3 separate regions of the Homo sapiens genome follow, and all the other regions are linked to region 3. Evidence: chromatin loops called from intact Hi-C (ENCODE). Cell type or tissue: PC-9. All regions are shown on one strand.

Region 1 (8,000 bases), 57 kb before region 3:
CGCCTTGGCCTCCCAAAGTGCTGGGATTACAGGTGTGAGCCACCGTACCTGGCCTTCCCCCCTTTTTAGGTTATTTTTCTTCTTTTTAATTTTTTTTCTCTTTTGCCAAATTACTTCTCACACCTGAGAGAAGGGCTGAACTCTTCAGAGGCTGAGTTCACAGGGTTTTTAGGGCAAGGGGGAAAGGAAATGGGAGACTTTTTAGTCAAGCTGTCCTTTTTCTGTTTCGAGTTGCATTAGGGCATGGTGGCTAAAAGGAGGATTTGAGAGCCTGATGGTTTGAGTTCCAGTCTCAGCTCTAGCAGTTCCTGTGTGGCTTTGGGCAAATAATTTATTTTGACTCAGTTTCCTCATCTGTACAGCGGGAATAACAGATTACAGTAATCTCCATGGAAAGTTGTGTGGACTGAGTGAGTTAATATCACTGCTCCCAAGGCCTAAACGAGGGGAAAAGGAGAATGTCATTAAACATCCCCATGTGCGTTGAGAGAGCCAGGAAAGGGGGTGGGGAGAGGAGGTGACATTTAACCAGGGACAGTCCAAGGGTGCCCACCTCATCCTCTGGATTTCCAGCCAGAGGACATCTCTGTTGCCTGAGTACCACAAATGGGGTGAGGAAACAGGAGTGGAAGGAATTGAAAAGATGTAATGATCCACAGGGTATCTCTCCCAAGAGTCCAGGTTTGAGATGATGACCCAGCAGGACTGTTTTGCATTTCCCACATCCAGAGCTCCAATGCTGATAATTTATTGTTATTATTAAAAGACTAGCTGGCCATGATGGCTCAAGCCTGTAATCACAGCGCTTTGGGAAGCCAAGGCAGGAGGATCGCTTGAGCCCAGGAAATCAAGACCAGCCTGGGCAAGATGGCGAGACCCCCATCTCAATTTTCTTCAGAAGTTAACAAGATAATCCCCATCTTGTATTCACCTTTAGATAGAATGTAAAATTGGTTACCTTTTCATTCTAACATGTAAATGTTTCCCCCCTTCATCATCACTGAACCATATCAAGAATTTAGAATCTAAGGCTGAGTTTAAGTCAGAAACAGGCCACAGTCCCCAAGAGCTGCTGGGAACAGCTGGACTCTTCTGAAGGGTCTGTGAAAGTTCCACACATTGATTGAGCCTCCTGGCCCCTTGTTTGCTTCAACAAATGAAAGAAGCAAAATGCAGAAGCTGCGAGGAGATGGCTCGGGCCCTGCGTTGGAAATCTCTCTCCATGGCCACTGCCCACCTCAACTGTGCTATGGAGTTCCCCTCACTTCTGGGGCCCACAACAACTGCACAGAAGAGTGGGCTTTTGCCTTTTATAAATAAAGTCAAGATTCGGTCATGCTTGTGATGAGGCCTTCTGCCGCAGATCTGTGAAGTGCCTCTGGGTCACCCCTGAGTCAGACCTAGCCACACCCTCCTGATCTAAGGCCTTATCACTGAACCAAGAAGGCAGGAGGGTGGGAGCAAGGGGCCAGGAGGACAGCCAGTTCCCACCACGAGGACACCCAGACTACTCTAGGACTCCGGAAATCGTGGGGTCTGAGCTTTACATGAGATAGTGGCTGAAGGGAGCTTGGCACACAGTATCTGACACGCAGCCACAGGAGGGGCAGGGAGGTTGGTGATCCAGCACTTACCTCATCCTTGTCACGCGCCCCTGTATGTACCACCCCACTGAGCTGAGTGGCTGCTGGACCATGGCATTTTTGCCCGGCGATGGAGGGGGGTGGCTGAAGGAGTAGGAATGCTGTCAGAAAGTTCTAGAATAGTTGTAACTGCATTAACTCTGAGGGAAGAAGAGGCATTGGTATCCTAGGGGAGAAGAGGATTGTGGGGAAAAGAATGACCAGGTGGGGTCTTCCTGGTGTAAGGGTGTATGACAGATCTAACTAATCACCACAGGATGATGTCTCCTGGGCACTTATGTGGCATCAAGCTAAGTGGCTCATGCGGGCATTGCCTCAGCTAATCCTCAAAGTCTACAGGACAGGCACAGTCCTTGTCTTCATTTTCCAGAACAGGGAGCTGAACCTTAGAGAAGTCCAACAACTTAACCCAGTCACAGCTAGGCGGGAGGTAACCTAATGAGGACTTCACCTCAGGCCGGGCCTGAGGTAAACCAAAGCTGGGAGGAAGCTGGGTGTCTCTTGTGACAGGACCTCTCCCCTCCACAGCCCTGCCCACCTCACTGACAGTCCGAATCTGGGAGCCTGATAAGGAGGCTGAGGACTCCAGGAGGAAATGCCTGCCAGTGGAACTTTCTACCTTCCAAAGATCATCACACCCAAGATAACCATGGCTTCTTAAGAACACTGTAGGTGGGGAGAGGGTTCTTTATCTCTACACTGACCAGCAAAGAGACGTGTGAGAACAAGCAACCCATTTCAAATCTTGCTTCTGCACAAGGACTAGAGACTAGCCTGTTGACCTCTGGCAAATATATATATATATTTTAGATGGAGTCTCGCTCTGTCGCCCAGCCTGGAGTGCAGTGGCATGATCTTAGCTCACTTGAACTCCGCCTCCTGGGTTCAAGTGATTCTCCTGCCTCAGCCTCTTGAGTAGCTGGGATTACAGGCGTGAGCCACCACGCCCAGCCTCTGGCAAATCTCTTAACCCTACTAAACCCCACATTCCTCATCCATAACCCTGCCCCTCCTCCAACAACAGAAATCACTGACACTGCAAGCACCCTTGCTCCTGACATCCCACTTGATATCACCTTTGATCCGCAAGGATAATCCTAGAAAATATGTCCTAGTCTTACGCGATTTTACAGATTTATTATCTATCTGTGAAAATGGGAACAACAATATTGATTCTCTTAACTTTCTTGAAGAGTCAATGAGATCATTTACGGAATGTGCTTGGCACAGACTCAGTGAAAGATAAAAGCTTGAAGCCTATGGTTAGACCTAAGGTCAGCCACCCACCCAGACCCAGGACCAAGCCCTGAATGTCTAGAGCACGGTTCTTCGCAGACACACCCCAGCCCTGGGTATCAGCGTGGTGACTCAGCAGAGGGCATTCCACAGGCTTATAAAAAAGTTGTCTGGGAAAGCCCCACCTGACTGTGGCCAAGATCCCTCAGTACTCTAGAAGAGCAGGGGACCTGTCTGGAGAAAGGATAGGAATTTGAAGCTTTGTCTCTGAAGTCCAGAACTGCAAAACAGCCCCCCGCTGAAATTCACAAACCACTGTTTCCTTCAGTGCCTGTCCCAAGCTAGGCCCTGTGCTAGCCCTGGAGATAGAAAAGAGACTTGGTTCCCTTAGCAGCCAGCCTGGACTCAGCAGGCCAAACCTTCCCCAGGAGGGGGATGCTGACCTCTGGAGATGTTGCTGCTGACCAAGGGAGGTAATTGTTTCTTTAAAAAAAAAAAAATCACTTTCAGTTGTTAAATGAATAAACCACTCTAAAACACTTAGGAGATAAGAAGGCAATCTATCAGGACTCCCCTGACCTTTGAAAACTCAAAGTGAAAATGGAAGCAGGCCCAGGCTGACCGATAGTGGGAAAAGCAGATCAGCAGCAGTTTCACCACAATACAAAGAGACTGAAAACCCTGCACATTTTTAGCATGTGACTAGAATAATCCACATCAGGGCCCCTAGCACAAAATGCAGGACAATAAAATACGCAGAAAAACAGGGATATCTCATTGTAACTGAACGAGCACTTACTTGCTGCCTGCATTAAGCCTTTTATGAAGATCATTTCATTTAATTTCATTTACTCTTCCCCATGGTGAATAAGAGCTGGGCTTAGAGTTGTTGGCCTGGATTGTTCTAAATATTCACTCTCCCAACCCCCAATGTACTCGCTGTTTGACTTTGGGCACTTTGCTTAACTGCTTTAGGCCTCAATGTCCTCATCTATCAAACTGCGATTCTAGGGTCCCTTATAAGATTGTTGTAATCCCAGCACTTTGGGAGACCGAGGAGGGTGGATCACTTGAGCCCAGGAGTTCGAGACCAGCTTGGGTTACATGGCAAAACCACGTCTCTACCAAAAATACAAAAATTAGCCAGGCTTGGTAGTGTGTGCCTGTGGTTCCAGCTACTCTGGAGGCTGAAGTGGATGGATCGCCTGAGCCCGGGAAGTCAAGGCTGGATTAAGCAGAGATCACGCCAGTGCACTCCAGTCTGGATGACAGAGTGAGAACCTGTCTCAAAAAATTTTCAAAAAAAGAAAAAGATTGTTTTAAACACTAAATGAATAAATCTCCATAAAGCACTTGCCTTAGGATCTGGAACACAAGTCCTCCATAAATGCTGGCTACTATTATTATAATGGCTGATAACAGCCTCTGACTGACACATGCCTCATCTCTGTCTCACATACATTAAAACCAAAACTTCCAAGGTCAGAAGGGCTCAGGTTCAGCACCGTTTCCTCTCCAGGCTGCTGTGATATGCCTACCCCACCACACTGCCACCCTGGCGAGAGCTGAGGACCAGCACAGCCTCCTCCCCACTGAACTTTCCTTGCAGGCAGAGGGCTTTGGATTCTTTGGTTTTCCTCATGGAGGAAATCACCCCCTACAGCAAACCACCCAGGACCAGGTATCCACTTCCGGCATCTTTCTATGGAAGCCGACTGCAGACCAGTCTCAGGCAGTGCTTGGCTGTGCAAGTCCTGAGGCCTAATTCTCAATTATCTGAGGTGTGGAGACACCTGCGGCACTCACCAGACTAACTGGGTCTGGCATAGCAATTGATCTCTAGTTGTGTTGATTTTTGTGGATTTGCTTTTCTCCTCTGATCCAGATGAGGTGAGGGAAGGCATGAGATGAGCAGGAGCTGGTGTCTGGGTGGCTCACGGGGCTGCCACCTTCCAGACCACGGCACAGCCTGCTTCTGGGGCTCATACACTCTGATGTACCCTGGGGTCCCTTCCAAAGCATGGTGTTTCACAATGAAGGGAAATGGAAGCTCTTTGGTGGGCTGCTGCTTCCACACTGAGCACCAGTAGAGGTGAAAAGCCCATCTCACCAGCTCCAATCCAAAGCTGTCCCCAAAGTATCAGGAGCCACTGTGCTGTTCTAGACTAAATGGTAAACTGAGTAATAAACCCAGGCCTTGAAGCTGCAGCCACGGAAACACATGGGCCCCAGCAGGGGAGAGAGGCCCTCCTCATCCTGGGGCCACAAATATCTGTCACTCAGGGACTGGCTTTGCTGCCAGCTTCTAAAACGTTCAGGCCAATGCCTGGCACAAGCCCCTATAAGGATATGAGGGGCGTGGGGCCTGCTGGATCAGCCAGGAGACACACCTCTCATTCCTTTTCTCTCTTCCTAAAAGACAATTCTATTCAAAGGGAGACTCTTCTGCTGAACAAAAAAGTAACAACAAAATCCCCTCAGGCAATTCTGTGGGTTTCCTAAACCCACAGAGTTCAACAAAATTGGCCAAGGTTGGATAGGTTCTTATCCAAACTTCGATACAAGGGCTTTTTTGTTTGGTTTTAAAATGACAAATCTTGGGCTGGGTGTGGTGGCTCACGCCTGTAATCCCAGCACTTTGGGAGGCCGAGGCAGGTGGATCATCTGAGGTTGGGAGTTCGAGACCAGCCTGACCAACATGGAGAAACTCTGTCTTTACTAAAAATACAAAATTAGCTGGGCGTAATGGTGCATGCCTGTAATCCCAGCTACTTGGGAGGCTTAGGCAGGAGAATCGCTTGAACCCAGGAGGTGGAGGTTGCAGTGAGCCGAGATCGCACCATTGCACTCCAGCCTGGGCAATAAGAGTGAAACTCCATCTCAAAAAAAAAAAAAAAAAAAAAAAAAAGACAAATCTTGTCTCCCTGGACCTTTTTCTTGATATCTGTACTCTTCGCCATTTCAACTTGCTTTGAACCCTACCACAACAGAAAACCTCACATACTTCTTTAGGTGGTTTTTTCCAAAGTTCATACCTACACAAATGAGTTTCTTTGTATTGAGCCTCAGAATGCTCAACAAATCACTTTTTGCCAGAAGTTCCATTTCTTTTCTTTTTTTCTTTTTTCTTTTTTTTTTTTTTTTTGAGACAGAGTTTAACTCTTATCACCCAGGCTGGAGTACAATGGCATGATCTCGGCTCACCGCAACCTCTGTCTTCCGGGTTCAAGCAATTCTCCTGCCTCAGCCTCCCAAGTAGCTGGGATTACAGGCATGCACCAACATGCCCGGCTAATTTTGTATTTTTAGTAGAGACGGGGTTTCTCCATGTTGGTCAGGCTGGTCTTGAACTCCCAACCTCAGGTGATCCGCCCACCTCAGCCTCCCAAAGTGCTGGGATTACAGACGTGAGCCACTGCACCTGGCCCCCAGAAGTTCCATTTCTTAAGCTGGGCCAAGGCCTCTGGTGTGCAGCTGTCTTGGCCTGTTGGCTGGTGGAGCCACCGCTACAGGTTCCTCAGCTTAGTTCTCATGCCAGCACCACCCCCTCCCAAAGCTGCGAAGGAGGAATGCTGGAGACAGCTGGTCCCTGACTTATGATGTTTGACTTTACAGTGGTGGGAAAGCCATACACATTCAGTAGCAGCAGTACTTCAAGTACCCACACCACCATTCTGTGTTTCACTTTCAGTAATCAATAAGTTACATGAGATATTCAACACTTTATTATAACATAGGTTTTGGGTTAGATGATCTTGTCCAATTGTAGGCTAATGTAAGTGTTCTGAGCATGTTTAAGGTAAGCTAGGCTAAGCTATGACGTTCAGTAGGTTAGGTGTATTAAGTGCATTTTGATTTATATTTTCAATTTACAATGGGCTTATCTGGACATAACCCCATCTTAAGTCAAGGAGCATCTGTACATGTATTGAGGAGTCAAGGCCCAGCCAGGGCCAAAATGCAGGCCAAGAAATCTTAGCAAACCAATGACACCACCAATTATAGCAATAGCTGATACAGATTGTGCATTGACTACAAATCAGATACTCTGCTAAGCACTTCACATGTACCATTTCATTTAAACCTCCTATGAGAAAACATTTAAACAACTCTATGAGAAAAGTAATTATCGGCACCATTTTGTACATGAGGAAATCGGTTCAGAGGCATAAAGGAGAAAGACACATATCTGTTGGGCATTTATGTCTTAACTCGAGGAAGAAGGCATGTATATGCTGTGTATTACACAAGCACAGGGAGAAAGAATAGCTACACCTGGTGGGCAAGGTCCTTGCTCAGCTTATGGATCCACTGTGGGAAAACCCAAAGGGAACACCAGGTAGCAATCATTCAATTTACTTATCTATAATTTTTCTTAAAAAAAAAAAAAAAAAAAAAAAAAACAGGGTCTTGCCCTGTCACCCAGGCTGGAGTGCAATGGCACAATCATAGCTCACTGCAGCCTTTGGGCTCAAGTGATCCTCCCACCTTAGCCTCTCCAGTAGCTAGGGGAGGCTTGCACCATCATGCCCAGCACATTTTTAATTTTTTTGTAGAGGGTGGGGGATCTCATTTGTAGCCCAGGCTGGTCTCAAGCTCCTGGCCTCAAGTGATCCTCCCATCTCAGCCTCCAAAAGTGCTAGGTATGAGCCACTGTACCTGGCCTCTGTTCATTTTTTAAAGGGTTAACTACCAGTTTCCTATTAAACAAACAAACAAACAAACAAAAAAAACCCTTCCTTACTACCTTTAATTATGACTTCATTTCCATTCTACATTCCTAGAAACCAGGAAGGCTATTACTGAAAGTAGGAATTTAAAAAGCAGAAAGTAAAGTGGATTACAGCCTGATCCATTTCAGGGGTGATTCTGCCTTCAGAGGAAAACCAAAGGTACTGTTTGGGCCTTTGATGTGGTCATAACACCCTCCCCTCAGCTTCCTTAAGAACGTAAAACAAGTTAATTAGTTCACAAGTGTGGTTTTCATAAGTGAACACAAACATACAACTTTTCAAAGCAGGACACATTGAGGTTGTGGGTATTTCAACTGCCAAATCTATGGGAGCAGTCACAATCTGATGTCTAGTAAATACAGGAAAACTATCACACACTGCATAAAGG
Region 2 (8,000 bases), 110 kb before region 3:
ACAGGAGTAAGTCAAGCACTTAAGACAGTATCTGTCTGTGAATGTGTGCTCTATAACGCTCGCTATAACTAGCAGTAGTGGTAATGCTGGTAGTAGCAGTAATCTTAGTAATTGTATTATTATTAGTCATAGTGGTAGTGGTTAATTAGTAGTAATATCATCAGTAGTAGTATTAATAACTGTAGTAGTAGTAGTATTACTGACCCAGATATCACTTGAGAATCACATTTTAGGAAATGTCATGCTACCTCAATAAAGAGAGCCTGCTCTGAGTGTCAAACATGCCATCTAAATGTTGTTTATGGCCATTATAATGAGGAGGAGACACCATTTAATGAGCACTTTTTATGTGCCTAGCATTTAGCTAAGTGCTTTACTGTATTATCTCATTTAACCGTAGAAGCCATACTACTATCTTCACCATTTTACTGATGAGGAAACTGAGGCCCAGGAAGATGAGTTGACATGGTCATACTCCTAGAAGGTAGATGAGATAACACCTCTGGGATGACCCAAGAGGCTTATGGCACCCTCCTCCCCTTGGTCACCATCAGAAGCCCCAGGTGAAATGGTGGCATGCACCTATAGTCCCAGCTACTTGGGAGGCTGAGGTGGGAGGATCACTTGCACCCAGGAGTTCAAGGCTGCAGTGAACCATGATTGCACCACTGCATTCCAGCCTGGGTGACAGAGTGAGCCAGTCTCTTAAAGAGAAAAAAAGCCCCAGGTGTGCGTTTCCAACAAAGTGGCTGGAACCCAGAGCACTGACACGTTCGCTGGCTCCAGCTCTTTGAAATTCTGTCTAGCCTGATACGGAACAGGGAAGCCAAGAGCTGGGCCAGACACACATTTATCGTCTACCAGGATCTCACCTGGACAAGAGCTTCAACCTCTGAGCAGGTCCTGCTAGCCCTAGCAAAAAGAGCTCTATGTGAGTTGGAGAACAAGATTAGTATAACATCAGCACCCTGGTCTCGTCTCTCCTGAACCTGTCTGGGGGTGCAGAACTACATATCAGACTTCTCCAGGGCAGACCTTTATAGGAGCATCAAGACAAGCAGCATGGGAGGGGCTTCCTGGACCCTCTGCTGCCCTTATTCTTAGAAGGGTTCAGGCCCCAAGAAGGGAAGTGTGGGAAGAAGGACAAATAAAACCCAGCCAATCACAAATAGCTGCACCAATGGGGGCAGGACCTTCTCAGCCACAAGCTCAGCCCTGTGTGTCTTGGCCAACAAGGTCCGCCCACTTCTGTGCTCCATCCTGCACAACAGTGCCCGTGTTCCCTTGCTCTGCTCCTCCCCATCGCCGGTCTCTCTGGGGTGCCTTGCTGCCTCTAGCCACTTGGACTCTGTATATGCTGCTCCCCTGCCTGATACAAACCATCGTGCTGATAATCATAAGAACAGATACTCAGTGTGTCCTAGGCCCTGTTCTAAAAGTATGTAGTGAGCAGGTGCAGTGGCTCATGGCTATAATCCCAGCACTTTGGGAGGCCAAGGCAGGAGGGTCCCTTGAGCCCAGGATTTTGAGACCAACCTGGGCAACATGGTGGGACCCCATTTCTACAAAAATTTTTTAAAAGTTAGCCAGGTGTGGTGGGGCACATCTGTGGTCCCAGCTACTGGGGGGGCTGAGGTGGGAGGATTGCATGAGCCCAGGATGTCAAAGAGGCAGTGAGCTGAGATTGTGCCACTGCACTCCAGCCTGGGAGACAGAGCAAGACCCTGTTTCCAAGAAAACCCCCCAAATATGTTAACTCATTGGGTCCGCATACCTTACAGATGATTAAGAGCCTTGAAGAGGTTAAATGACTGGTTGAAGGTTATAAAAAGTGGCAAGGTAGATCTCAAATGCACGCCTTTGAATAGCAGGGCCCTCCTCAGATGGGGCTATTCTGGCTGGCTACGAAGTCATGACACCAGAGGTTTCTAGGCCCGACCCCCAATCAGAACTCTGGGAAGGGTTCCACACTCCTCCTGTTTTCATGTCCTGGATACCAGCAGGCTCCAAGCCTTCTGAGTGTGCCACCCTCCACAGAGGCGGAGACGTGCTGTGCAGGGCTGGGGAGAACGAGGCAAGAGGCCAGGATCTGAGGCTTAGCAAGCGGACCGCTCTGTGGACCAGTGGCCCTCTGCCATTCCCACTCTCTCTGCCTGGCCACTCCTCAAGGGTCTGGCTTCTTTGCTGCTGCTCACAGTAGATGCAGTCTGGAAGGGTGCCTGGGGGACCCCAAACCCTCCAGCAGCCCAGGTTCTGATGTGGAGAAATGGTCACCTCCTGTCGACCTCAGGCCCTCTGCACCTCTGACTGCATGTCTCCCTCTGTCTCCTCTACTTGATGACGCTGCCTTCCAGCAATTTGCTGGCAAGCGGGCGGCCCTCTTGCCTTCCTACGTGTCTGCGTAGTCTTTATCCTTACTGCCCCAGACCTCTCATTCCCCAGAAGGGTGATGGCTGAGGAGGTATATCCTCTGCCAAAGATTCTGTTCCAGCTAGCCCATCCCTCTGCCCCCAGGCACAACCAGCAAGGGCCACATCTAACCAGATGGTTGTCCTTTCTCCTCCAGACCTCAGAGGAAGGAGGCTCCCGATCTCCCTGGGCAACCTGGATCCCTGACAAGAGGCTCTTTCACTTTCTAAGCTTGATCTCCGGTGATGACACACCCTGCAGGGCAGCAGCTGTGACTAATTCTGTGTTTTAGACTCTGCCTTGTGCCTGGCTGGTGCCTGGGATGCAAAGCTGCCAGTGAGAAAGGCACCCTGGAAGGGTGCAGGGAGGCTCCAGCTGCAGAGCTTTCCCAGGATAGTGAGGGGGTGGGGCTGGAATGGCCCCAGAGAAGGTGGCCCCAAAGGCCAGGGCCCACCCAGCATGCCTCAGTGCTGTAGGATCAGGTCTCAGCAGCCAGCTGGGAAAGCCACAGCCTGGCACAGGGAAAGGCAAAGGCCTTGAGGTGAGAGAGACCTCAGGTTTGAATCCTGGCCTCGCCACTTATCAGCCAGGTACCCCGCGGCCTCCTGTACTCACTTGTGAAACGGAGGTAATGATAGCACCAAACTTGCTGAAGTTCTTTGGGCCTAGAAGTAGGTAGAAATGGGCTTTAAAAGAAGGGCGTATGTTATCTGACTTTGTCCTACCGGATAGAATTACTTAGCCCCATTTTACAGGTGAGGAGCCTAAGGCATGGAAGGGCCCTCTGAGCCCAGGCCTCTGCCCCAAAGCCTGTACTGTTTCTTGATGCACCAGGCTCACTGCAGGAGTAGATGAAAGGAGGTTAGAGGCTTCTCATTCCCTGCAAGGCTGCCCGCTCACCACTCTGAGTTCCTGCTGCTTCTGCCCCTCCCTCCTCCCACTGTCTCTTCTCCCAAACCAGAGCAGAGAGCTCTGGGGAGAAGGCCCCTTACGGAAAGATGTGAAGTCCCCACCAAACACTGCAGAAGCAGCAGGTGGCTTAGCAGGGAATGCCACAGTGAGCTCCACACAAAAGAGATGAACACACGTCCCTTCCCTTTGTCGCCATGGATGTGGTCACACATAGCCCCTAATTGAAGGAATCAGGGTACCTTTCTTTAAAGCAGAAATATGAGGACAGACTTGAGTGGTTCCATCAATGATGTCATGCTGCCAAACCCATATCACCAAACTGAGCTCCCTCTCCCATGTGTGCAAGGCAGTAGAGGAGGTCACTTAATCCCAAACAAACCCAGAGAGCCACCAATCCCCAAACAGACAGTCTCTACAGCCAGACAACCACGGTCACATTGAAATCAGGGGCTCCGTCCAATTCTGGCTGGGTGAACTCAGTCCGCCATGCTTCCAGGTGGGACAGAGGACGGGGCTTCAGGAGGATGAAGTGGAGCAAGAGACAGACGTCGCACATCCCCAAACTCACAAAAGCAAAGCTCTGCCACTCTGGAACCCTAGCAAACTCCAGCTACTATTTGCATCAGGAGAGGTTTTCCCCAGAGCTCTGGTGAGGGTATCAGGGTGCTGGGGCCTTGATGGGACATTGGCCCAGCCCAGCCTGCAGTAATGCTGTAAGCTCAGCGCTCCCAGGAAGGATCCCCACAGCCTCCAGGGCCTTCCCTGTCAGTGAGCCAGAGGGCAGCAGATCTGCTCAGCGACAGGAGCCAGGCCACCAGGGCGCCGTCGGGCTGTTGGCTCCCTCAGGTATTTTTAGGGTTGTCCTCCTTTCTGTGTCATAACTTAAAAATTTGGTTTTTTTTTTTTTTTCCTAATGGGGGTTCCAATTCCCCATGTGTCTGATATTCATTTGAAATGATTCATGGAAAAATATCTTTGCTACCAAATTATTTGTGCTACAGATAGTGCGGTTTTTAAATAAATGGCTACGTAAACACATGCACGTGTGTCTACTACCATGCAAGCTCAGCTATTATAACCACATAGGGCTGTGCAACTCAGATCATGAAGAAACCCTGATGCTGTGTATTAGAGTACAGGGGGCTGGGAACCCTCCTGGGGGAAAGCCACAGGACATGACAAAGATGCCCGGCGGGGGGGGGGAGTGGGGGCGGGAGAAAGTGCCAGCAGAGGAATGACTGCCCCTGGGCCTATAGCCATGACAGCCTGAGGGCCCAGCAGCCAGGGCAACAGGCCTGAAGAAGGCGCCTGTCCTCCCAGTCACCTTTGTGTGAATGACCCGGCCTCAGCCCAGCACCTTACCAAACAGCAAGCAAGCCTCCTGCCTCTTCCTCCCAGATATCTTCCCTGCTCTTTTTCCTTCCCAGCTGACTCCTTCAACCACAACACTTTTCCACAAAGCAGGAACAGCTGGGGCTTAGGGCCTATGCTTTGGCCCCAGCTCCCGCCAAAGGTGTCTTTCAGGATGCCCAGGGCTCCACCTGCAGCCTTCTTGCTGTGTCAGGCCCAGGGTGGCCCTCCTCAGACTTGCATTTGCCCTCCAACTCCCAGAGAAGTAAAACAATGATGACATAAGGATACTAGTACTGATAACAGCAATGGTACCATTTACTGGGACCCTACTATGCGTGTACTGGGCCACTGCTGTTTTATATTCCTCTTAGTGACAGGAGGTACAGTGTAGTGGTTATGAGCCTGTGTCGTGGGGCCAGTTAGTCTCTCCAAGCCTCCACTTACTCATCTGTAAATGGGGCTCTGAAGAACACCTCTTTCTTGGTAGTGTGTGAATTAACTGAGCATCCGCCTGCAAACTGCTCAGCACAGTGCCTAGCACATAGTAAACACTCAGTAAATCCACCTTAGTGCCTTTGTTTTCTGGGGCACTGAGGAAGCAGACCTGGCTGTGGAGCCAGCTGTGGATCACAGAGCTGATGAGACTCAATGCCCCCCAAAGACAGCGGACAGCCAGGCAAGGGGACTGCAGAGCCCCTGGGACTTCCAATATTGAGGTCTCAGATCGTCTCCCTCCAGGTGGGGCACTGAGGCCCGTGGGCTCTGCCTTTCCTGGGCTTCACTGAGTGGTGAAATGTGTGTGGATGGGGCTTCCTAAACTGAGTGCAAGCCTTTCCCACTTCCTGGACCCTCAAACCCACAACTCTTGAGCCCATGGACAGACCTTACCTTAAGTGGCCAAGCAGTGGCCTCCATGTGAGGCTCATGCCAGCATATACAATGTTTGGTACGAGTTATAAAAAAAATATTATATTTTCCAGGTAGAAAATTTCAAAAGGCAGCCCTCAGAGAAAACCCATTAGAAAAGGTATCCTAAGACCGGGCGCGGTGGCTCACGCCTGTAATCCCAGCACTTTGGGAGGCCAAGGCGCGTGGATCACGAGATCAGGAGATCGAGACCATCCTTGCTAACACAGTGCAACCCCGTCTCTACTAAAAATACAAAAAAATTAGCCAGGCGTGGTGGCGGGCACCTGTAGTCCCAGCTACTCGGGAGGCTGAGGCAGGAGAATGGCGTGAACCTTGGAGGTGGAGCTTGCAGTGAGCCAAGATTGTGCCATTGCACTCCAGCCTGGGCAATAGAGCAAGACTCCGTCTAAAAAAAAAAGAAAAGGTATCCTGTCCTCAGGCTGACATGGCCCCACGTGCATCCCCTACTCATGCCCCTCATTGGGTTCTGTTGTGCAGTATACAACCTGCACATCTGTTCTTTGCAGCCTTGCTCCCAGCTAGGAAAGTGTTGGGACCCTCTAGTGAAAGTACCTGACTAGAAGCCCACAGGCTTGGGTCCAGGGGCTATTCAACCACTAACCTGCTGGAGATCAGAGAGCTGCCAGGGCCAGGATAGTCTCCTGTGTTAAATGAATGGATGGGGCAAAACACACCCAGGACCCCTCATAACAATGACGGCAGCAATGATCATTTGATCACTTTTGAATGGGATAAACCCATGAAAAGAGGTGACAGCTACCACTGGCCAAGGGCCAGTTCCCACCTAGCCCCCATCCTACATGCTTTTACTCAGAGCACTAACCTTTCTAGGTGGGTGTGACTATCTCATTTTATAACAAGGCAGCTGAATTTCAGAGAGCCCAGTGAGCTCATGCCAGACTGGGCACAGAGGCAGAAGCACACGTTCTGAGCCTCAGTGGCCCCATGCTGCATCAGCTCAGAGGAAAAAAAAATCCCACTGCACACCAGTGCAGGCCTTCATCCATCGGAATTCCTGGGCCACCTCCTCACAGGCATAGCACAGTTCCAGGGCCCCTTCCTCGCCCTGTTGGTCAGTCGTCAGTCAGTGTCAGTCAGTCGGTCAATGCACGTTTGGGAGCACGTCCCACCAGGTGCTCAGCCCAAGGAAGATCCCTACCGTTCATTGTTCAAGGTCATTCTCGGGGGGTCCAGGTTGGGGTTCTCCATGGACTCCATCTGTGGACACCGCAGAAAGTAGTAGAGCGTGTGGAGGGCGTCGGGGGACCAAGTGATGGGCTGTGGCGGCTGGCGGGCCTGGCGGGCAGGGCTGGCACCCGGGCACAGGGGGTGACGCCCCTGCATGTGGTGCATGGCACGGGAGACCAAGTCACCTGGTGGGGGGCGGGGAGGGCAGAGGGGAGGAAGAGAAAAAAAGAAGACAAAGTCTGAGTTCACAGCCTGCATTCTTCCAAGGATGTTCCTGGCTGAAGCTCCCTTGCCTTAGTGCATAATTACTGTTTGCCCTGCAGCCAACAGGCGGAGGTGGAAACTGTCACCTAGATGCACAATAGCAATTTCGTTTCCCTTTCATTTCACTCTTGCTGAATTAAATACTTGGCAGGGCCTGTCTCCTCCAGAACTTAGGGTAATTTGGTTTCTTTTTTGACATCCCCACTCTCTCCACCACCCTCATGGGCCTCTCCCCAGATCTTTGACCAAGGGAATCTCTCTGGGTCTCTCTTCCCAGCCTCTACCAGCCAGGGCCAGGCTCTGTGGCAATTCTCCCCTGCACTGTCTTGTACAAAACCCAAAGTATTTCAGCGGAGAAGGTCCCTCTGTCTCAGCACCAATTACAACCACCAACACCACCATCATCACCTGTTGAGGACTCACTATGTACAAAGTATGCAATTCCCCAGAAATATGATTTAATTTGATCCTTACAGTGCTAGGGGGTATTATTCCCATTTTACAGATGAAGAACTTGAGGCTTATGGCTGGGCACAGTGGCTCACGCTGTAATCCCAAGCCCTTGGGGAGGCCGAGGCAGGTGGATCACTTTAGGCCAGGAGTTTGAGACCAGCCTGGCCAACATGGTGAAACCCTGTCTCTACTTAAAATACAAAAAATAGTCAGGGATAGTGGCAGGCGCCTGTAGTCCCAGCTACTCGGGACGCTGAGGCAGGAGAATCGCTTTAACCTGGGAGGCGGAGGTGGCAGTGAGCAGAGATCGTGCCACCACACTCCAGTCTGGGTGACTGGTGACAGTGAGACTTTGTCTCAAAAAAACAAACAAACAACAACAACAAAAAAAAACAAAAACTTGAGGCTTATCTGATAAACATTTCCTGACCCCATATATTCATTCTCCTGGCCACAGGGACACCTCAGAGCCCACAGGTTGAGTTAACCAG
Region 3 (8,000 bases):
ATAAAAGAGGCTTCCCAGGGACATTGGGCTATCCTGACTTTCTGCCTTCTACCATATACAAACACTGTAATTCCCTTCTGGAGGGTGCAGACCTCACTTGACAACTGAACAAGCTGGCACCTTGATCCTGGACTTCCTAGCCTCCTGAAATGTGAGAAATAAATGTCTGTTTTTTTTTTTTTTTAAATAAATTACCCAGTCTCAGGTGTTTTGTTATAACAGCATAAACAGACTAAGACACTCAGAGAAACCAAACTGACTTGCCCAAGATCTCACTTGGTGAGTATGAAATGGAACCAGACCCAGGACTCTTGGCTATCAACTACTCCAATACACACCACAGAATACATATCCACATTTCATTGCCAATTACCAACCAGACTCAATCATTCATGGCATAGCCTTAGCATAAAACTAAGGCCTTAATTTCTAATTTCAAAATGCAAAAAAGTTATAGAAAGAAACCTGGGGTAGGGGTGAGGAATGATCTTGTTTCTTTTTTTTTTTTTAAACCAATTACTTTTTTTCTTTTAAATTTAAAAAAATTAAAAAAAAAATTATTTTGGGACAGAGTCTCGCTCTGTTGCCCAGGCTGGTGTGCAGTGGCATGATCTCGGCTCACTACAAGCTCCACCTCTTGGGTTCAAACGATTCTTGTGCCTCAGCCTTCCCAGTAGCTGGAACTACAGGCGCAGAACACCATGCCCGGCTAATTTTTGTATTTTGGTAGAGATGGGGTTTTGCCATGTTGGCCAGGCTGGTCTCAAACTCCCGGCCTCGAGTGATCTGCCTGCCTCGGCCTCCCAAAGTGCTAGGATTATAGGTGTGAGCAACAGCACCCAGCCTAAACCCATTACTTTTAAAAGTCATTTTATTTGTGATCTTCTCATAAAAAACTGGTGGGCTTGGGGACACAAAAGCAAAAGAGTTCAGTGTTTCCTATGAACAACTGGGCCTGCATAGATGTTTAAATTAATAAAGATCCCTTATCTAATTTCATTCTTGGTACTTCCTCACCCTCTTTCAAATTCCAGCCCTTGAACAGTTTGAATGATTGAAGACACAGCTTAAGGTTGCATAGGAGCTTTTCAGGGACGTCTGCATTAATCCTCTGCTCCATGCAATGTAGAAAACATTAAGTAAAATTGTCTGAAGTTAAAATATGTACTTAATTCCCACTACAGGGAACGGATCTTTTTAGCAGATGTTTTTCTGGAATGGCTGGTGATTGTAAAATAGGAAGAACTAAAAGAATCAAAGTCAAAGTAGGTAAAAAGGATAGACTGGGCAGGGGTTTGGACTGGGGGGCAGGAATGGCATATCAATTAAATTTCCAGACTGTTGCTTATGAAAAATAAGCTGTCTTCGGATCATTTCTAGGACACGGCTATACACGATGGTCATGGACCAAAGAAAATGAAATCCAAATTGATGGTTTTTTTTAAAAAAATAATCATTTAAGCAAGACGTTCCTCTGATGTTTAAGCCAAGATCTCCAAGGGTATCAGGTTCCCTTATTTGGAGGAGCTGCGTGTTTGGAAAGCCACGGTAGTATACTCCTCCCAGAAAACAATGAAGGCAGTTGTTTGCAAAGCCCAAGGAGGCTGCAGGCTGCTGGAGGTGGCAGCTCGGCCCATCCTGCTCCATTAGGAGCCTGCCAGCCCACCACTCCTGATGGGACATTTTAAACCAGCACATGAACCCTCACTGAAACCTTCAGGAGGACGGATTTTTTCATTTGCTAACTGGCTTTTCTTTTCCCAGGCTCAACTGACAGCAACTACTCTCGGGGCCCTCATAGCCAAGGCATTTGGAGTTTGCTCATCTGGGGCTCCCAATCTGCACTCCTCTTACATTAGAAATAAGAGGGCTACAAAGCCAGAAGCAGCGGGTGAGCCGGAAAGGAGCAGAGTGTTGCCTGGGCTGGCAGCCTTGCTCCACCACTTAGCAGCTCTCAGAATGGGTCAGCTACTTCACCTCTTTGTGCTCCAGTTTCATCTCCGTAAAATGGGAATAACACTGCTGCCTCCTTCATAAAGGCACACAGAGGACTGAATGAGTCAAGAATAAAGTAGTTAGCACAGTGCCTGGCACAGAGTCAGAGCTCTCTGCCTCCTACGCTTGGTGGGGGGAAGATGAGGGGTGGGAATACCTTCAAGGTGAGGAAGGGTTCTCTTTTATGGCTCTTAAGAATATATTGTTTTCTTTAGAGGAGCTATTTTACAGCCCGCTGAATCTAACTGCCATGCTAGCTCAGCATGAATACCCTCCATTAAGAATCTTGTCACACCCTTGCTTCACAAGTTGTGGAAACCCAAATCAGACTGCATTCAGCGTTGGGTAGTGGGAGACGTACTGAAGGCCTTTCAATTTCCAAAGCCATGATCAGAATGAAATGTTCTTGCATCAGGCGTTTCACATTTTAGAATTCAATTACAAAACCCTACCATTTAGCTTGTTAGGCTGGCTGCTCCACCCCAGAAAGAGTGACAAAAGACAATCTATAGAGCCAGGCTGCAAGTTCCAGTGCTATAAATCACTGGTTATCGGATGGAGTGGAACTCATTAATATAAACGAGAAGCCTGAAAGGCACCCATTAGCATGTTATTAATTTGTTTGACGATCTACAGCATGGCAAGAGCTAAAATAGTTAGGCTGGGCAATACTACATCTCACACAGAAGAATAATCTGGTCCCATTAATTTTTGTCTTAGGCTTGCCAAATGTAATTGGGCATAATCAGAGCTCATACATCTCATAGCGTTTTCATCTTCTGTTCTTTTAAAAAAAGAAAACTGGGGGGTGGGGGAGGTGCTCGAAGTCTTGGTACGCAATAAAGATAACCAATGAGAAGGGGTTTTAGGTTGGAGCAACCCACTAAGGACTGTAAATGCTTCCCCTTTTGTTTTCCTTCCTTTGCTCTGCATTTTGGATTTGTTTTTCATGAAATGAAAGTGAATCATAAACTACTTTCCAGTTGGGTTAACCTTACTTATACATCCATCCACCCAATTTACTGGGGGGCTGGTGTGGAGGGCAGAGGAGGATCCATCTAGTTCCCGTGGGTAGATATAATTGTCTTTAATCTTTGCCATTAATGAGGAGGCTGGGGGAAGCAGAGGATAAGAAGCTTTATCAACATCTTTGTGGTCTCATGTCTCTCTGTCCGATTGCCAGATATTTCTGTGGCTGGTTAGCCTTCCAGCCCCAAAGCTGTTAGAGAAAATGGAATTTCAGCCTTGAAGGCCTCTGACAGCATCTTGGTCCACCTGGGTCACTTGCAGTTAGGAAGGAAGTCAGAGAAGGGAGCTGCCCACATGCTTCTAAACAGTGCTTCCTTCTTTCCCGTAGTTAGTGTTTTTCAAAGAACATCATCTTGCCATTAAATGAATTTAAAAAAAAATTGTGTTTTCAGGTCCTGGGATAGCAGATAAGGCCCTGTGTACTTGAACTAGATATTTCGAATGATCACTTGACTATAAACAAGATTTTAAAAAAATCTAAATCGATGAATATGTAATTTTCCTGCCAAACAAAAAGCTAGCATAAACAATGAGCTTACATAAATTGGGGCAATCAGATCCACCAACAAAGCATGAAGGCCTAGCCTCAACACTGAAAGAAGAGAATAGATAAATGCTGTTGAATTTTGTTCTCTGAATAACACATTTTAGCATTTCCCTCTGCCTGTGACCCAGAGATGGATCCACCTTTGAGTATTCAAAACTTCAGTTTCCTCTTGCTACGGGAGGCTTAACATAATAAAACATTTAAACATAATATAGGCCAGACGCAGCAGCTCATGCCTGTAATCCCAACACCTTAGGATGCCAAGGCGGGAGGATGGCTTGAGCCCAAGAGTTTGAGACCAGCCTGGGCAATTATTGGATGAAACTACATCTCTACAGAAAATACAAAAATTAGCTGGGTGTGGTGGTGTATGCCTGTGGTCCTAGCTACTTTCCAGCCTAAAGCAAAAGGATCGCTTGTGCCCAGAGGTTTAGGCTGCAGTGAGGCCAAGATGGTGCCACTGCACTCTAGCCTGGGCAACAGAGTGAGACCCTGTGTCAAAAAAAATAAACATCACAAACATAATACATGTCAGGGTATGACATTTGGCAAATATTAGAAAATACATAGAAGATAAAAATCACGTGTGTGTACACCCCCAAGATAATCACTAGGTAACACTTTGGTGTATTTCTACACCTCACGTATGTGTATGCTTTTACAGAACTGGACCACAGTACAGCTACAGTTTCTTGTCTCCACCCTCTTCCCCACCACAACTGGATATTTCATGAGTATTTTCCTATGCTATTACATTTCCTTCAAAGATGTAATGTTTAATGAGGGCTGCATACATTTCACCATATCCAAGTGCTATGATTTATTTAACCATTCTCAGATGATATGTAGACAGGATTTTAATCTTTCCCTAGCATTGCTACTAAAATTAAACTCTTACCTCTTCCTATCTGAAATCCATGACTGGTCAGATTCAAATTCATCAAGGAATACTCTACTTGGGAAACTTGAGAGCAGGAATTCTTGCCCTGAGCCTCTGGTATGAGAAGGCCTGCTCATTCCCCAGACCACAGAGGGGCTCAGGCTGCAGCCAGAAACACTGCCAAGACCTGAAATCAAGGGTTGACCTGGGCCTGCTATTTCTCTCAACAGTTTGTTGGTCATTGAGGCTGTGGCCCTTGAATGAGTCAGTGTTTGTGGCTTTAAAAAATACCTCAAGGGCAGCAAGCAAAAAAAGATGTTCCTGTGATCAGCTAAGGCTAAGGAGCCTCACTCCCTCCAGACCACAACCTCTTTAGCGCTTGCGAGGGGTAGTAGGCTTAGGTGACATAATCAAAGGCCCAGTCAGAAGGGAAGCTGGGGCATTCCTAGCAGTTTAGTTCATTACCCAGATTCACCAGGGGATTGGGAGCTACTCAGGAGTCTGGGGCTGCAAAGTCCCCAGTTATAAATGGGAACCTCTATCTAGGGTAGTTGGTGCTTCACTGGGAGGGCAGCGTTAAGATAAGGACCTGATAAGACACCTCCAGCCCAATTTCCTGGCTCTGGCAGATTGATTCCTGATGGCTTTCCTTCTCAACATTCCTGTCTTCAGGCCTTTGATTTTAGGCAGAGGCCACAGAACACTTTCTCAGGTAGGAACCAAATAGACCACACAATTAGCATCTCCCACTTGCCACGGTGCTGTTGGATTTATGGTACTTAGGAAGATGGCAGTAGTCAGCTCACTTCATTGGTCAAGAGACAGAGCCACAGTAAGGCTAGGAAGAAATATAAAGGTCACTTCCTGTGCTGAGCACTTCCTAGAGCAGCCACAGGCCAGCCCACCAACTACTGGCTGCAATTCTGGACCACTCCATCGCACAGCCTACAAATGTTTTCTAACTGTCTTCCGTTTTTATTAACCAGTCAAGCATGTTTTACTTTACACTCTGATAAGAGGATCAGAAACAGCTTTCCCACATCTAAGGCACTCTTAATCAATTGCAAGGAATACAAGAGCAGCATCACGTAGAGGTTTCCACCCACAGGAGGAAGAAATCCAATTTTTCTTTCTTTAACTGCCAATTCTAATGCACACTTTTTACCCTTTATAGGTTAGCCACACTTTGAATGCATTTAACTTAAATGAAAAAAAATAGTAATAAATGCTTATACAGCTGTCCCCCTATCTACAAAGAACTATGGGTGCTTTTTTTTTTTTTTTTTTTTTTTTGAGACAGAGTCTCGCTCTGTAGGCCAGGCTGGAGTGCAGTGGCGTGATCTCAGCTCACTGCAGCCTCTGTCTCCTGGGATCAAGCAATTTTCCTGCCTCAGCTTCCCGAGTAGTTGGGATTACAGATGTGTGCCTCCTCGCCCAGCTAATTTTTGTATTTTTAGTAGAGACGGGATTTCACCATGTTGGCCAGGCTGGTCTCGAACTTCTGACCTCAGGTAATCCACCCGTCTCGGCCTCCAAAAATGCTGGGATTACAGGTGTAAGCCACCACGCCTGGCCTCAGCTATGGGTACTTTCTCTGGTTTCAGTTACCTGAGGTCAACTATGGTCTGGAAATATTAAATGGGAAATATACAGAAATAAACAATTCCTAAGTTTTAAATCGAGTGCCGCTCTGAGTAGCATGATGAAATATTGCCCAGTCCGGCTCTGTGGTGCTGAGGACGGAATCATCCCTTTGTCCAGCTGGTCCATGCTGTATATGCTATCTGCCCATTGGTGTATAGGAAAAAACATGGTATATCTAGAGCTCAGTCCTATCGCAGTTTCAGGCATCCATCAGAGGTCCAACATATGCTCTGTGGATAAAAGATTATTGTATTCTTTTTGTCTTTATTTTTTCTTTTTATGGAGAACAGGATCTCACTATATTGCCCAGGCAGGCCTTGAACTCCTGAGCTCAAGCTATTCTCCGGCCTCTGCCTCCCTAAGGGCTGGGATTACAGGTGTAAGCCATTGCACCTGGCAGTTATTGTATTAAAGTAATTATGTGCCAATACTGTCACAAGTGCTTCCTACAAATGAATGGATTTAATCTTCCTAATAACCCATGAGGTAAGTATCATTCACATTTCACAGATGAAAACAGACACAGAGGCTAGGCATAGGGGCTCACGCCTGTAATCCAACACTTCAGGAAGCCAAGATAGGTGGATCACTTGAGCCCAGGAGTTTGAGACCAGCCTGGGCAATATGGGGAGACAAACCACATGAGAAAAGAAAGAGAAGACTAGGAGAAGGAGAGGAGGGAAATGGAGGGGAAGGGAGGGGAGGGAAAGAGACTAAGAGGAGTCAAATAGTTTGTCCATGGACATATAGGTAAGAGTGGTGGGGCCAGGATTCAAACTCGGGCAGTCCACTGCAGAGGGCTCTTCACCACCCAAAAGCCACAGAGGCCCTGGCTGACATGGTGTAGGAGTTTTGGCTGCCACTCTCTTCCAAGGGCATAGACCCAGAGTGAATGTGTGTTTCCTCTGCCAGTCTCAGTTCCCAGGTGCCTGTCAGTGTAATTCATGGACCACTCAAAGTGTTTTCAGGAGTTATTTTGGCCACATGCAATTTGTGCTGACATCCAAGCCTAATACCTAAGCAAGGTAATACTCCTCAGAGCAGTGTCTGCTTCTATGTGGACAAGCAGCTTCCACATCAGGGCACACATCTCAGGCTAAAGAAAACATGGGCTCTGAATGAAGACCCCACATAAGTACACTTGATCTAGAAGAGGCTCTTGCATCCCCAGGTTTAAATCAAAACATTAAGCTAGGTCTCCACACTAAACCACCAACACATGCCTGAGAGACCTTGTGCATGCCATATGCTCATTCTTGGCAGTGTTAGTTTCCTAAGTGTGTAAACAGCGATGGTTTTACAGGACAGGCTTGCTCCCGCATGCACACATTCGCTCTGATACCTGGCACACTTCTCTCCTCAAAGAGGAAAATCTTGCAGTTTGAAACATTCACTATGCATGAAGCATCACCAGAGGGGCAGTAACACCACATGGGCCTCCCAACAAACTGAAATAGCCAGTCAACGGGGCGATTATTGAGGTTTCGCCTTCCTAGCAGAAAATCATCTTGCACGTTGTATAAACATTCCACTGGTGGCTTTGGAGCTTGACAGGAAATGTGTGGAGTAAGGGAACCAGAGGCAAAAGATCTGATATCTTAATATATTTCATTCATGATGATTTCCACCTTCAGAGAGACAGGAGAGGACAAGGGAGTAGAATTTTACTTTTTCCTCCCTCTAAACCTTCATTCTGAACATGTTCAAACTTAGAGAAATAGAAAGGATAGTGCAATAAATACTCATATACCCTTTACCTAGACTCACCAATTGTTAACATCTTTTATTTTCTGAACAATTTGAAAGTTGCAAACACATGGCTTCCTCTATCACTATTTCAACATGTATCACCTAAGACAAAAGACATTCTTCTATATCACATTGCCATTCTCAAGAAAGTTAATA

Evidence for each region. Hi-C counts contacts between places; a loop is a spot of excess contacts. Peaks named below come from ENCODE experiments on the same cell type or tissue, not always from the same donor. Only the 100,000 strongest peaks of a DNase experiment are listed, where the experiment ranks them.
Region 1: a loop joins it to region 3, with 5 times the contacts of the local background. A loop is called at or near these places in 4 of 110 quality-filtered maps.
Region 2: it touches region 3 in a loop (5-fold over the local background); 2 of 110 quality-filtered maps call a loop at or near these places.

The regions. Positions count from the first base shown.
Region 1 is chr11:34,240,841-34,248,840 of GRCh38, forward strand. All of the region lies in intron 1 of ABTB2 (ankyrin repeat and BTB domain containing 2), which reads right to left. Among named protein-coding and RNA genes, the nearest start is that of ABTB2, 110 kb to the right of the region's middle. RefSeq lists enhancers at 1-5, 1,170-2,369, 2,562-3,233, 3,228-3,387. In PC-9, no CTCF peak of the experiment used is centred here; DNase peaks (open chromatin) are centred at 1,401, 3,011 and 5,381; H3K27ac peaks cover 4,391 bases.
Region 2 is chr11:34,190,562-34,198,561 of GRCh38, forward strand. ABTB2 (ankyrin repeat and BTB domain containing 2) reads right to left here. Exons shown (of 17, transcript NM_145804.3): 3 at 6,764-6,977. Among named protein-coding and RNA genes, the nearest start is that of NAT10, 89 kb to the left of the region's middle. RefSeq lists a silencer at 1,889-2,074 and enhancers at 2,543-3,428, 3,596-4,424. In PC-9, a CTCF peak has its summit at 4,137; DNase peaks (open chromatin) are centred at 2,630 and 4,180; H3K27ac peaks cover 2,001 bases.
Region 3 is chr11:34,297,917-34,305,916 of GRCh38, forward strand. All of the region lies in intron 1 of ABTB2 (ankyrin repeat and BTB domain containing 2), which reads right to left. Among named protein-coding and RNA genes, the nearest start is that of ABTB2, 56 kb to the right of the region's middle. In PC-9, no CTCF peak of the experiment used is centred here; a DNase peak (open chromatin) is centred at 4,745; H3K27ac peaks cover 4,910 bases.